Regions from separate parts of the Homo sapiens genome. Here all the other regions are linked to region 2. A link is a contact called in ENCODE Hi-C data. All regions are on one chromosome and are shown on one strand. The core of a region is the stretch at or near the end of the contact, and the rest is flanking DNA. Distances in the headings are between cores, read along the strand shown. Region 1 overlaps PTGER2 (prostaglandin E receptor 2). Region 2 overlaps LOC105370504 (a long non-coding RNA gene). Region 3 holds the start of FBXO34-AS1 (FBXO34 antisense RNA 1). Region 4 overlaps LOC124903318 (a long non-coding RNA gene).

Region 1 (2,700 bases), core at 18-2,517, 1.3 Mb before region 2:
CCCAGCCAAGAAGAATTTAAGATGTCAAAGCATAATATGCAGAAAAGTGAAAATATAAACAATATGATTGCCCCACAATGTAAATGTATTTAATGTATAGCTGAAAATGGCAAAATGGTAAATTTTATGTTATATTTATTTTACCACAATTTTTTAAAATCCCAGTATCCATAAGATCAAAAATATAGTAATCTAGGCAAAAGACAAGAACCAAAAGAAAAAAATGGGGAGGTAGAAGACAAAACTTACATCAAGAATTTCGAGGGTCACTGAAGTATGTCTCTTCTCCAAGTATAAAAGAAGGAACTGGCTGGGCGCAGTGGCTCACACCTGTAATCCCAGCACTTCGGGAGGCCAAGGCAGGCAGATCACTTGAGGTCAGGAGTTCAAGACCAGCCTGTCCAACATGGTGAAACCCCATCTCTACTAAAAATACAAAAATTAGCCAGGCGTGGTGGCGGGTGCCTGTAATCCCAGCTACTCAGGAGGCTGCAGCAGGAGAATCACTTGAACGCAGGAGGCAGAGGTTGCAGTGAGTGGAGATCACGCCACTGCACTCTATCCTGGGCGACAGAGTGAGACTCCATCTCAAAAAAAAAGCCGTCTTCTACAAAATATTGGTCACCTCCAAAGTGCAAATTTTAAGCAATTCTCAAAATTACCCAGCATAGTAGATGATAAAGGAAAGGAAACAGTACAGAATTGCTTCATCCTCTACAACCAATTTTCACTTCTCATTATTCTGTCACGCTCTAAAGACATTCAGGAACTCTGATGTGGGTTATTCTCCCCTGAAAACCTGACTCATCTTAATGTGTGAAGCTGCAACACCAGAGGCTATGCCTTTTCTGCACTTCTTGGCTGGCCAATTCAGTGTGAATATGTTCTCTGGTTAAACTAGATCATCAACTCAGCTGCAGGCCCTTTCTACAGGAGTGCTCAGTTATGCATCATGTGCACACGTGTGTGTGCATATGTAATCACTAATATGTGTTTTAATCTGTAGACCTATGTGCATCATTATCCTGAATTTCTTACCTCCAAATCACTCTTTTAACACACCAGCCTGTGTAGTTTTCATCCAAAATAGTTTAACTGACAAGAAAGCTATTGCTCCATTGCACCTCCTCACCTAGCTTTCCTCTACTCTCTGGGAAACCCACCATCAATTCTTCTTTTTCCTTACTCATCTGCCAAATCTTTTCTCCATTCCCTATGCCAAGATTCTCCGGCATAAACACCTATGGCTGCCAAACCTTCCTGCTCTTGTCCCAACATAAGCAAACTGAAGATGACTACCCTTTGCGCTCTCTGCAATTTGCTTTGTATATCCAGTTGCCAGATGCCTGCAGAGTAAGTACTCAGAGAAGGGAAACAAGCTGCTCCTTCTTCTGCAGAAGGCGAGTGAAGAAAAGAGGGGCTAGGTGTCTAAAGCCATTGGTAAGAAAGACCCTGGAGCCTTATAAAGCACTGGTTTTAAATGACTAGGTGTGATCTACCTTTGTTTTCCTCTTTTCTGTGAATTTTGTAGAAGTGTGATCTTTATCAAGATGCATTATTCCATTCCTTCCAACCTGCCCAAACATTTATGTTGCTCCCTAAATAACTAAGAAATCGTTTGAGGGCTGGTAGAGCAGTTTGGTCCATATGTAAAGATGTGTCAGCTTTCCAGTGTTCAGGACATTGTTCTGAGGCCTTTGCTCTAATACAGGCCTGCACGTAGCACACAGTGAGCACTGCACTGGCATCAGGAGAGTTGGAATTTGCATCCTGATTTGGCCACTAACCAGCTCTGGGTACTTGAGCAAATTATCTAATTTTCTATACCCCAGTGTCTGCATTTGTAAAATGGATATAATAACAATGAACACTGTGGAGCACTTAGGATGTGAGCACTGATCTAAGTAGCTTACACATATCACTTCCTATCATCCTTTCAGCAACTCTATGAAGTGGGTATGTTATTATTATCACCCATTTTAAAGATGTCAAAACTGAGGCACAAAGGTTCATTATTAATATCTTGCCATTGATCTCAAACTATATACAGAGGTAGGATTCAAACCCAGTCCAATGGCCAGAACTCATACTCCCACTCAGGGTGTTCCATTGCAGACCCTGTCTCGCTGAATTGTGATCATTAGATTTAGTATTTGGAAGTAAATGTAACATGTTATTAGTTTTCCTGAAGTTCACTTCCCTATCTGTTAAAAAGAGACAATCTCTAAGTTTCAGAGTTTCTATAAGGAGTAGAGATAAAGCGGGGTTAGTACCCAGAACAATTCATGACACATATATTAGGTTATTGATACACTGGAGCTACTAATATTATCATTATTATTTATATTGTTAAAAGATTCTATTCTAGATGACAAGAAAAGTTTATTTCTCTCCACTCCCAATGACACCAAGACATTGTGCATGGTGTTAATGTTAATTGCATTCCACAGAAAACATGCTTTCATTGAGTTCAAGGGGAAAAAATACATTCATTATGTTACAGTTTACATAAGGAAGAAAGGTAAGATTCCCAACCCCCACCTTTCGTTCCCCACCACTACCACAGACAAAACATGGTTTTGCTTTTAAATCTCAAGACATAACATAGGGTCTAAGCCTGTCTACTGCTACGATGTAAAACTAACATCATTTTTCCCCTTTGCTTCTTACAGATTTTTGCATATATGAATGAAACCTCTT
Region 2 (2,716 bases), core at 1-2,500:
CTCTACGGAAGTGTGTGATAAGTGTTGTTTTAAGGTGCTAAGTTTGTGATAATTTGCTATATAAATTTTTTTAGTAAAATGAAATTGCTGCAACTTCCATTGCCTTCCATTGCCTGAAACAAATAGGAATAGAAAGCAAATATGAGTGCTTACTACATTGCAGAAAAGACTAGAACCAAGAAAGTACTATGCTGTGGAAAAGACTAGAACCAAGAAAGTAAGGTGGATTACTCTTAGCTTTCAGGTTATGTCACACAGGTTGCCACCTGAGGTCAGGAAATAATAACTGGCCCACAGCCTTGAAGCTGGTGCCTAGAGGTGACCAGCCAGCTACTATGTTGGTCACATCTGTGGGAGCTCATACTCAAGTCACCACCACCACCATTGACAGAGGAAGAGGCATCTCTTGCTCTCTTTCCCCTTACAGATATCTCACAAATGAATTTCATTGTCAAATGTAAGTCAAATTCAGAACCTTGGTGGAAAGCAAATCTGGGATATGTAGTTCCCAGGCTTCTGGTGCCTGAGATAAAGGGGAACATATATAAAGGTGGGGGGGGATAATGCTGATTGACCATGAATTTTACCCAATATGGCTCTTCAGACTTTCAAGATCCCTTTAAGTCAGCATTCTCATAGGAGTTATTATTTTCATTTTACAGACCAGAAGACTGAGCTTCAATTGGGTTAAGTATCTTGCCAAAGTTTCATAAATGGTATGTAGCAAAACCGAGAGTAGAACTAAATCTCTTTCTCCCCAAGCCTACATTTTTCAGGCTCTGCAGCTGGCGATGGCCTGCAGATGGAATTTATATTATTGGCTGACAATTGGGCCATGTAGACTCAACTGAGAAGGCAATGGAAGTTGCAGCAATTTCATTTTATTAAAAAAAAAGTTCTCCTGGTAAAGGGCTGCTATTAGACTCTTGGAATCCTGTCCAGCTTCATCTTCTCCTCCCTTCTGTCATCCAAGCTTCCTCCTTGGCCCACATTCCCTAACTTTGCACACAAACCTTGCAATGTATGCTCTGATTTCTGGGTTAAATTTGGTGAAGGGCATCCCCTGCTGTCCTTTTACCTGGTGAATACATGGAATTGGCCCTTCTCCTCTGCGTTTAGGGTCTCACTGCCCTCCCTCATTAGTTGGGATCTGGCGCTGGGCTATGAGCAGCATCAGTAGTATCCTCTACTAAAGGGAATCATGTAGCATTTCCCCCAGACAGCTCTATCTTCCCTGCATACCAATCCAATTACAAACAAATTGGGCCACAGGCTCAAGCATGAGAGCAATTTGGCCTTCTCTCCTCTACTGCTGACAGCTTTAAATCTGCTCCCTTTAAAAACTCAACTCCAGGAGGGGATTTTAGCACCCAAGCTTAAGAGCAGTGGGTGCAATTATCCCAAATATCAGGGTGCCGAGAGACTTAGAGGAAGAGCTCCAGATAATATTTTTCAGGGAAAAAAAAATTAAAGAGACAGGTTCTTTGGGATTTCCCCATGGCTGCAGGTTAGAGTCTTGGAGGCTGGTCTTTGCAGGTCTGTTATTAACTTGGCCTGACTTGATCGGCTCTCTCTGGATTCCCTTTTCCTCTCTGGCTGGTTGCCTTTTCTCTCCTGGACTCTGCCTTAGTGGTGAGGAATTCATTCCTAGGTTTCTGGAGGGAGAGAAAGAATGTTTCAGCTGTCTTTACTATGCCTTAAAAGACATAGTTTTTTTTTTTTGAAACATATGCTCATAGTTTGATAGAGCTGAACTCACATAAAAGCAGAGCATCTTCATATGGGGTGACAAGTGGACAGCCCACCTCTTCAGAAAGCCCAGGATCAGCCAGGCTTTCTCCCCATGATGAATCCCATGGGCAAGCTGCTGGGGGAGTTGTGTGAATTTGCTCCTTCTGCCTTTTAAAATGTCCATTTAAATGTACTTTAAATTGAAAATCCAACGTAACTAGAAAGAAAAACAGATATGAAGTAAGATTGTACATGTAGGGTTTTTTTTAATCAAAATTTTCCAAGTTCAGGTTTTCTTGAACTGTAATTATTGTGGGTTACATCTTGGCATTGATGCTTAACGTGCTACCTCCCTTTCCTTTGCCTTTTTGAGGGAAAGATCATTTGCCATTTTCTATCATCACACCAGCCACACTTTCCACATGAGGACCCACTGGGGTTTCTAGGGAAATTCACTTGAGTGAGGTGCCCAGCTGGCTGTGAGGCTGGGGCATTTCCCTTTTCATCCCCCATCAGGGGGGCCTCTCCTACACAAAGTTTGCCTCTCCCACACCACTCTTCTTTTCCCAGAGGTGTCTCCAGTGATTTCTAGGATGATCTAGAAGAACTTACTGAGATCTTTAAATAGTGAAGTGAAGTGGGTAGGTGCATTCTCTGCTCTCATGGAGTCTAGGGCCCCAGAGGGAAGCAGATAGGTATGGCTATTGCAGGAAGTAAAAGCAGTGCTGGGATGGGAAGAAAGGTGCCAGGAGAGCATGACAACAGGGTACGTAACCCCAGCTTAGCAGGAAGACTTCCTAGAAGAAAAGGCCATCAAGCATAAATATGTTAATAACATTGCCACAGTCTCTGTGACGGGTGTCAGAAACTGACTCAAGTAGAGAATAAAAGTGAGTGTCGCTAAGGGGAAATCCATCAAGGGAGAGCCTTCATGGGATCCACTTGGATGGACTGCAACAGTACCATGGCCATGCCAATGGACTGT
Region 3 (2,700 bases), core at 129-2,628, 1.7 Mb after region 2:
AATACATTGTCCTCATGTTTTTCAATGTGGTTAATATTATTTTCACAATGAAAACAATAATAAGCTTAAAGATTGGGAATCAAAAGTTCCTCACTGGCCCTCTGATTTGAATATAAAGTGTTAAAAATTTATATCCATCATTAACCAGCCCTTAAGCTTCTACAGACTTTAACAGTTTCGTGTCAGCCTCAACGTTTATCTACTTTCTGACCGGTATCCCTGCCATGATTTTCATAGGAAAGAGAGTCAGAAGGGACCTTTCCAATTTTGTCATTTTACAAATTGAAACTCTGAACCCCAGCCTTCCAAGCTAGCAGCAGAACCAGTATGAGGATCCAGGTCTACTAGGTTATCTAATAGTATCTGAGACCATTTACAGCTTCAGGTCCACCCACGAATATTCATAAACTTGACATGTCTGCTGATTGAACCCTGGCGTCACTACCCTTCTTGGCTGGCCTGGGAGGTTTGATTCCTTTCCCTACAGTCGTGCTCAAACTTTCATTCTCTACCACTTGGGGGCCGCAGACGCGTCATCCAGGTCTCCCTTTTCACTTCCCCCTTCCCGCCCCCAGTGTCCGGCAGGGGGCGCCGTGAAACTCTGGATCCGTGGCCCCTCCCCCGGCCAACCGTCGATTGGGCCGGCGCGTGACGTCACTCCGTTTTAGCCAAACAAATGGGTTTCGGGGCGAGCGTTGGGCGCCGCCGCGCCGCGCTGGGTGCTCGGTCCGACTCAGCGGTGGGGAGTGAGCCAGGCCTCCCGCCACCGCTGCTGCCGCCACCACTGCGTCGGGCTGGTGCAGCCCCGGGCCAGGCCGCGGCCGGGGCAGGAGCGCAGGTGGGTCCGGGCCGAGGTGGGGCGTGGCGCGAGGGCCGCGCGACTGGGGTCCGGCGGCGGCCACCGTGGCCGCTCCCCGCCCCCTACCGCCGCCTGCCTGCGCTCCCGGGGCGCGGGGCGGGTGGGGGTGGGGGCGGGGGCGCCGCCCGCGGGTCCGGGGTAGGGACCCGGCCGCCTGCGCCTCCTCCGGTGCGGCTCTTTCCGCGCGCACGGCCCGGGCGCTGAGCGTCCCCGCGGGCCACGGAGGGTCGGGCGGGTAGGGAGCGGGGTCCTGGGTCCCCGCTGAAGCCGAGGAGATTCACGGATAGGCCGTGAGCTTGCACCGGACCGGCGCTCCCACTTACGGGACCCAGGGCGGTGAGGAAGTCAGCCTCTGGACTGGGGTCGCCTCGCCCCTGTCGCGCCCTCCCGGGCTCGGCCACTCTGCCCTTCCCTGCCCCAGCGCAGGTGAGCTGGCGCTTGTCCTTAACCTTCTTCAACGACGAGGCGGGACGGAGGCTCGGACGCCTCCCCAGCCTCTGGGCTGGCGCAAGTCGACTGCGGTTCGTCCTCAGTCCACGATGAAGTCATAGGGCTGTGGGTCCGTGTGTCTGTGACGTCAGAAGATGGGTCCTGGGATGTCACTGCAGGCCCGGGCGGGGACCTGGGCTCACGGAAGGGCCGGGGGGACCCGCAGGGTAGAAAAAGGAAGTTGTCTTCCACGAACGCTTGGAATCGCAGTGGATTTGAATCGAAAGTTGTTCGGTATCAGCATTTTGCAATTTTAATGTAATAGTTGTCAATTTCTTTAACTTCTTGTCCAGCAAGCGTTGCGAGTACAGCTCAGTATAAGACATTTGATTTAGAAAAACTTAAGTCAGGGTAGGAGGTTTTTTGGAGGGTGTAATGTAAAAAGCCTTTTAGGAAGCTAAATTCGTAGTTTGATAGTTTGCAATCAGAATTACTGAAAAAAAAGAGAACCACTTCTAGTGTTGATAAATCAGTTTGCTTTTTTTTTTTTTTTTTAACTGGACATCTATCTGCTTGTTAGCATTTTTTGTTAGAAAATGGCCAGGAGGAGGGAGAGTGGATCTTACATGATTTTTTTTTTCTGTTGTAAAGGGAGGGAGGAGTTTGAATTAATCCAACATTTGTCTTAAATAATAATTACCTGAGGAGTTAATTTATCCAGGTTGTCCCTATCCCACCCTATGGTACCATGCTACCACCCCATGCTACCATGGTTTAGAAGTCAGCAACAAGCTGTTTTCTTGCTTTCTTACTGAGACCCGGCTATAACTTAATATAAAAACATATTCCAGGACCGCTTGTCTGGATAGGTAACTAAAATTTTGTCTGTAGTGCTTTTAAATATGAAATTAGAGAATAAAAAAATGATTTGTCTGTGAATACTGTTTTTCTTCCAAAGCTTTCAGAAGAGATCTAACTGGAAGAGAAGCTAGTCACTTTGTCATAGTGACCCTCTTCGGGTATTCCAGCATATCAGTACTTTTCATTTCCTCCTCTGTAGAATAATGTAAATGGAATCTAGTTCAAAAGGTAGATGGCTTAAACTTGAAGCATAGTTAGTCTTTAGCAGGAAGCTTGGGTAGAAGTCCTTAATCCTTCCTCACTGACCTTGACTTGTAATGGTACGGTTTTTTTTTTTTCCTCTCTCTCAATACTTCCTGCTCCCCATTTGCCTTTTAGAGGTGATTGATAAGATACTGTCTCTCTGGGTTTTACATCAACATGCAGATGGAAGTTATGCCCATTTTCAGGCAGGAAATAAAAGCAAAAATTTACCCGTTAGGTACTATTGGATTTGACTGGAAGTTCACAAAACAAGGCTTTCCTGTACATGTTATTTTGATCCTCACCAC
Region 4 (2,700 bases), core at 107-2,606, 1.5 Mb after region 2:
GATCACGGCCCGAATAGTTATACATCTTACCACAGCCAGCGGCAGGTAGACTCATTAGGAAGTAGGTGTTAAAATAATCTAGGTAAAAGTCAGTGAGGGCTCGACCAGGGTCAGGGCAGCAGAGGAAGGCAGGCAGAGGCAGAACCCGCACCACTGAGCAGCTGAGGAAATCTAGGATCTACAGAGTTGGAACCAAATTCCGGAATGAATCTGGCCTGTTGTGGAGGGGATCCCAGCCCTACAGAGGCCCTGGTTGCCTGCCCGCTAGTATCTGCACAGTCTTGCTAGAGGGGATAAAAGCAGAAAGCTTAGAGGGTTTGCACTAGGAGATCCTGGCAAGAGATGCTGGTGTCTACAGGGCTCTTTAGAAGAAGGTGCTACAGCCAATTTGCTGTTGGACCAAAGGAAACAAACTAAAATTGAATAGGAAAGAGAAGAGTCAGGAGAGCAAAAGAGGTCCATCAGAAAAAGATAATGATCCCTTTATGGCCCAACATTCTGTGACCTCAGGGAAGAGTGACACAGGTGATGTGGCACTACTGGTGAGGCAGCAAGGAGCCCCCTGCTCATCAAAGTCCTTCTCCCCCCAGCTCCCTATTGCCTGTAATTCCACTATTGGGTCAATTCTATTTGGATTAATAAGCATCGCTCATTCATTATTGTCATCTGCTAAAACACAGATTCCTGAAAGGACTAACAATTTGATTAGCAACAATTTAGTGGAATTGGTTTATGATGTATTCAGCCAGTGTGAGTGCCTACTCACTAGGAAGTCAGATACAATAGAAACAAGAACTTGTCAAGGTGACTAAGAAGACTCGATTCAATTCAGAAGTATCTACTAGACATTTCCTGGTCACCTGACAAGGTAGGAAAACAGAAAAATGCATGATACTGTCACCTCCCTCAAGGAGCTTTTAGCCTTGTTGGGAGGAATTCAAGCACACCAAAGCCACAGACAGAACAAGCAACTGCTTATTAAACTGTTAACATAGTCAAGGGCCAACATGAAGAGCAGAGCTAAATGCCTTCATGTCAAAGAGCCTTTTCAGAAGCTCTCATGATTGAATCACACTGACCCTTTTCATTAGGGAGCCTGGAAAATAAGCTATTACAACCCCACTGTTATCGAAATATTAACCTGGGTGTAACTTCCTGGTTCTAAGGAACCATAGTTTCTACCCTGCACCAGAAGTCTTGCCTTTGCACTACTGAGAGTCATTAATAAGCGTTTCAGTGTGTGTAGGAGCCCACCTACCTTCTCTCTTTGTCCTCCCAACTCTGGCCATGTGCCACATCTTCTGGGTTGGCTGAGTAGTTTCACATTTACTAATCACCCACAAGACACATGGTTCCTGTCTATCTCAGTCATGCTCACAAGGAACCCTCGTGAGGAAACCTCACAAGCTCCTGTCTCGGGCTGTCACTGGAAGACAGGACTGTAACCATCAAGAAATTGGAAAAAAAGAAGCAAGATTTAGGCAGGGCATGGTGACTAGTGCCTGTAACCCCAGCACTTTGGGAAGCTGAGGCAGGAAGGATTGCTTGAGTCTAGAAGTTCGAGACCAGCCTGGGCAACATAGCATGAACCCATCTCTACCAAAAAAAAAAAAGAAAGAAAGAAAGAAGGAAGCAGCAGCAGAAGAAGCAGAAAAAGAAACAGAAGAAGAAGCAGAAGAAGAAGTGGAAGAAGCAGCAGAAGCAGAAGAAAGGAAAGAAGTATGGGCCAGGTGTGATGGCTCATGTCTGTAGTCCCAGCACTTTGAGAGGCCAAGGCAGGTATATTGCTTAAGCCTAGGAGTTTGAAACCAGTCTGGGCAACATGGTGAAACCCCACCTTTACAAAAATTACAAAAATTACAAAAATTAGCCAGGTATGGTGGTGTGCTCCTGTAGTCCTCGCTACTCTGGAGGCTGAGGTGAGAGGATCACTTGAACTTGGAAGGTGGTGGCTGCAGTGAGCCATGGTCAACCACTACACCCCAGCCTGGGCACAGAATGAGACCTTGTGTCAAAAAAAAACAAAACAAAACAAAACAAAAAAACAAAAAAAAAAACTATAAGTCACAAGGGTGTATCTATTTATAAAAAATTGTTGAATTGTATACTTAGGACTTGTGCATTTCTATATATATAAATTTTACCTTTAAAAATGTGAGCAGGCCAGGCACGATGGCTCATGCCTGTAGTCCCAGAGCTTTGGTAGGCCAAGGCAGGCGGATCACCTGAGGTCAGGAGTTTGAGACCAGCCTAGCCAACATGGTGAAACCCCATCTCTACTAAAAATACAAAAAATTAGCAGGGCGTGGTGGCAGGCACCTGTAGTCCCAGCTACTCGGGAAGCTGAGGCAGGAGAATTGCTTGAACCCAGGAGGCAGAGGTTGTGGTGAGCCAAGATCACACCATTGCACTCCAGCCTGGGCGACAAGAGCGAGACTTTGTCTCAAAAAAAAAAAAAAAAAAAAAAGGTTAGCAAATTGAACTCTGGTTAGGTTTACTTTTAGCAGTGCTATGGACTAGCAATTCTGAAACTACATTCTGTGTATTCTTGAGCTTAAGTCTAAGGGGAACCAGATTTTTCACTGTTGGGGAAAGAAGTTACAAATATGGAAAGTTTATTACATTGGAACTGGAGTTAATCAGTAGGAATTCATATTTTCTAATATACATCTATGTCTCTATAGCTATTTCTGTGTGTAT

Evidence for each region. Hi-C counts contacts between places; a loop is a spot of excess contacts on that map. Pooled maps may share reads with other maps.
Region 1: a pooled map shows a loop between it and region 2 (4-fold over the local background). The contact joins two enhancer-like sites. A Hi-C loop is called at or near these places in 3 of 37 single-sample maps with no recorded cell type and 4 of 50 pooled maps.
Region 3: a loop to region 2 is called in a map with no recorded cell type, with 6 times the contacts of the local background. The contact joins the promoter of FBXO34-AS1 here to the enhancer-like site in region 2. A Hi-C loop is called at or near these places in 2 of 37 single-sample maps with no recorded cell type and 2 of 50 pooled maps.
Region 4: a loop to region 2 is called in a map with no recorded cell type, with 5 times the contacts of the local background. The contact joins two enhancer-like sites. A Hi-C loop is called at or near these places in 3 of 37 single-sample maps with no recorded cell type and 3 of 50 pooled maps.

The regions. Positions count from the first base shown.
Region 1 is chr14:52,324,549-52,327,248 of GRCh38, forward strand. PTGER2 (prostaglandin E receptor 2) reads left to right here. Exons shown (of 2, transcript NM_000956.4): 2 at 2,673-2,700. Among named protein-coding and RNA genes, the nearest start is that of PTGER2, 12 kb to the left of the region's middle. RefSeq lists enhancers at 575-624, 645-694, 835-984. Within about 2 kb of position 1,268, at least 3 of the 41 ENCODE cell types and tissues checked have a DNase peak (open chromatin) inside an H3K27ac peak, as active enhancers do.
Region 2 is chr14:53,618,906-53,621,621 of GRCh38, forward strand. All of the region lies in intron 2 of LOC105370504 (a long non-coding RNA gene), which reads left to right. Among named protein-coding and RNA genes, the nearest start is that of LINC02331, 230 kb to the right of the region's middle. Within about 2 kb of position 1,251, at least 2 of the 41 ENCODE cell types and tissues checked have a DNase peak (open chromatin) inside an H3K27ac peak, as active enhancers do.
Region 3 is chr14:55,270,700-55,273,399 of GRCh38, forward strand. It overlaps FBXO34-AS1 (FBXO34 antisense RNA 1), which reads right to left and starts at 1,379. Exons shown (of 2, transcript NR_184222.1): 1 at 1,183-1,379. It overlaps FBXO34 (F-box protein 34), which reads left to right and starts at 722. Exons shown (of 2, transcript NM_017943.4): 1 at 722-838. RefSeq lists a silencer at 774-1,273.
Region 4 is chr14:55,097,140-55,099,839 of GRCh38, forward strand. The region is part of intron 1 of LOC124903318 (a long non-coding RNA gene); the gene reads right to left. Among named protein-coding and RNA genes, the nearest start is that of LGALS3, 31 kb to the right of the region's middle. RefSeq lists an enhancer at 1,565-1,664. Within about 2 kb of position 1,357, at least 18 of the 41 ENCODE cell types and tissues checked have a DNase peak (open chromatin) inside an H3K27ac peak, as active enhancers do.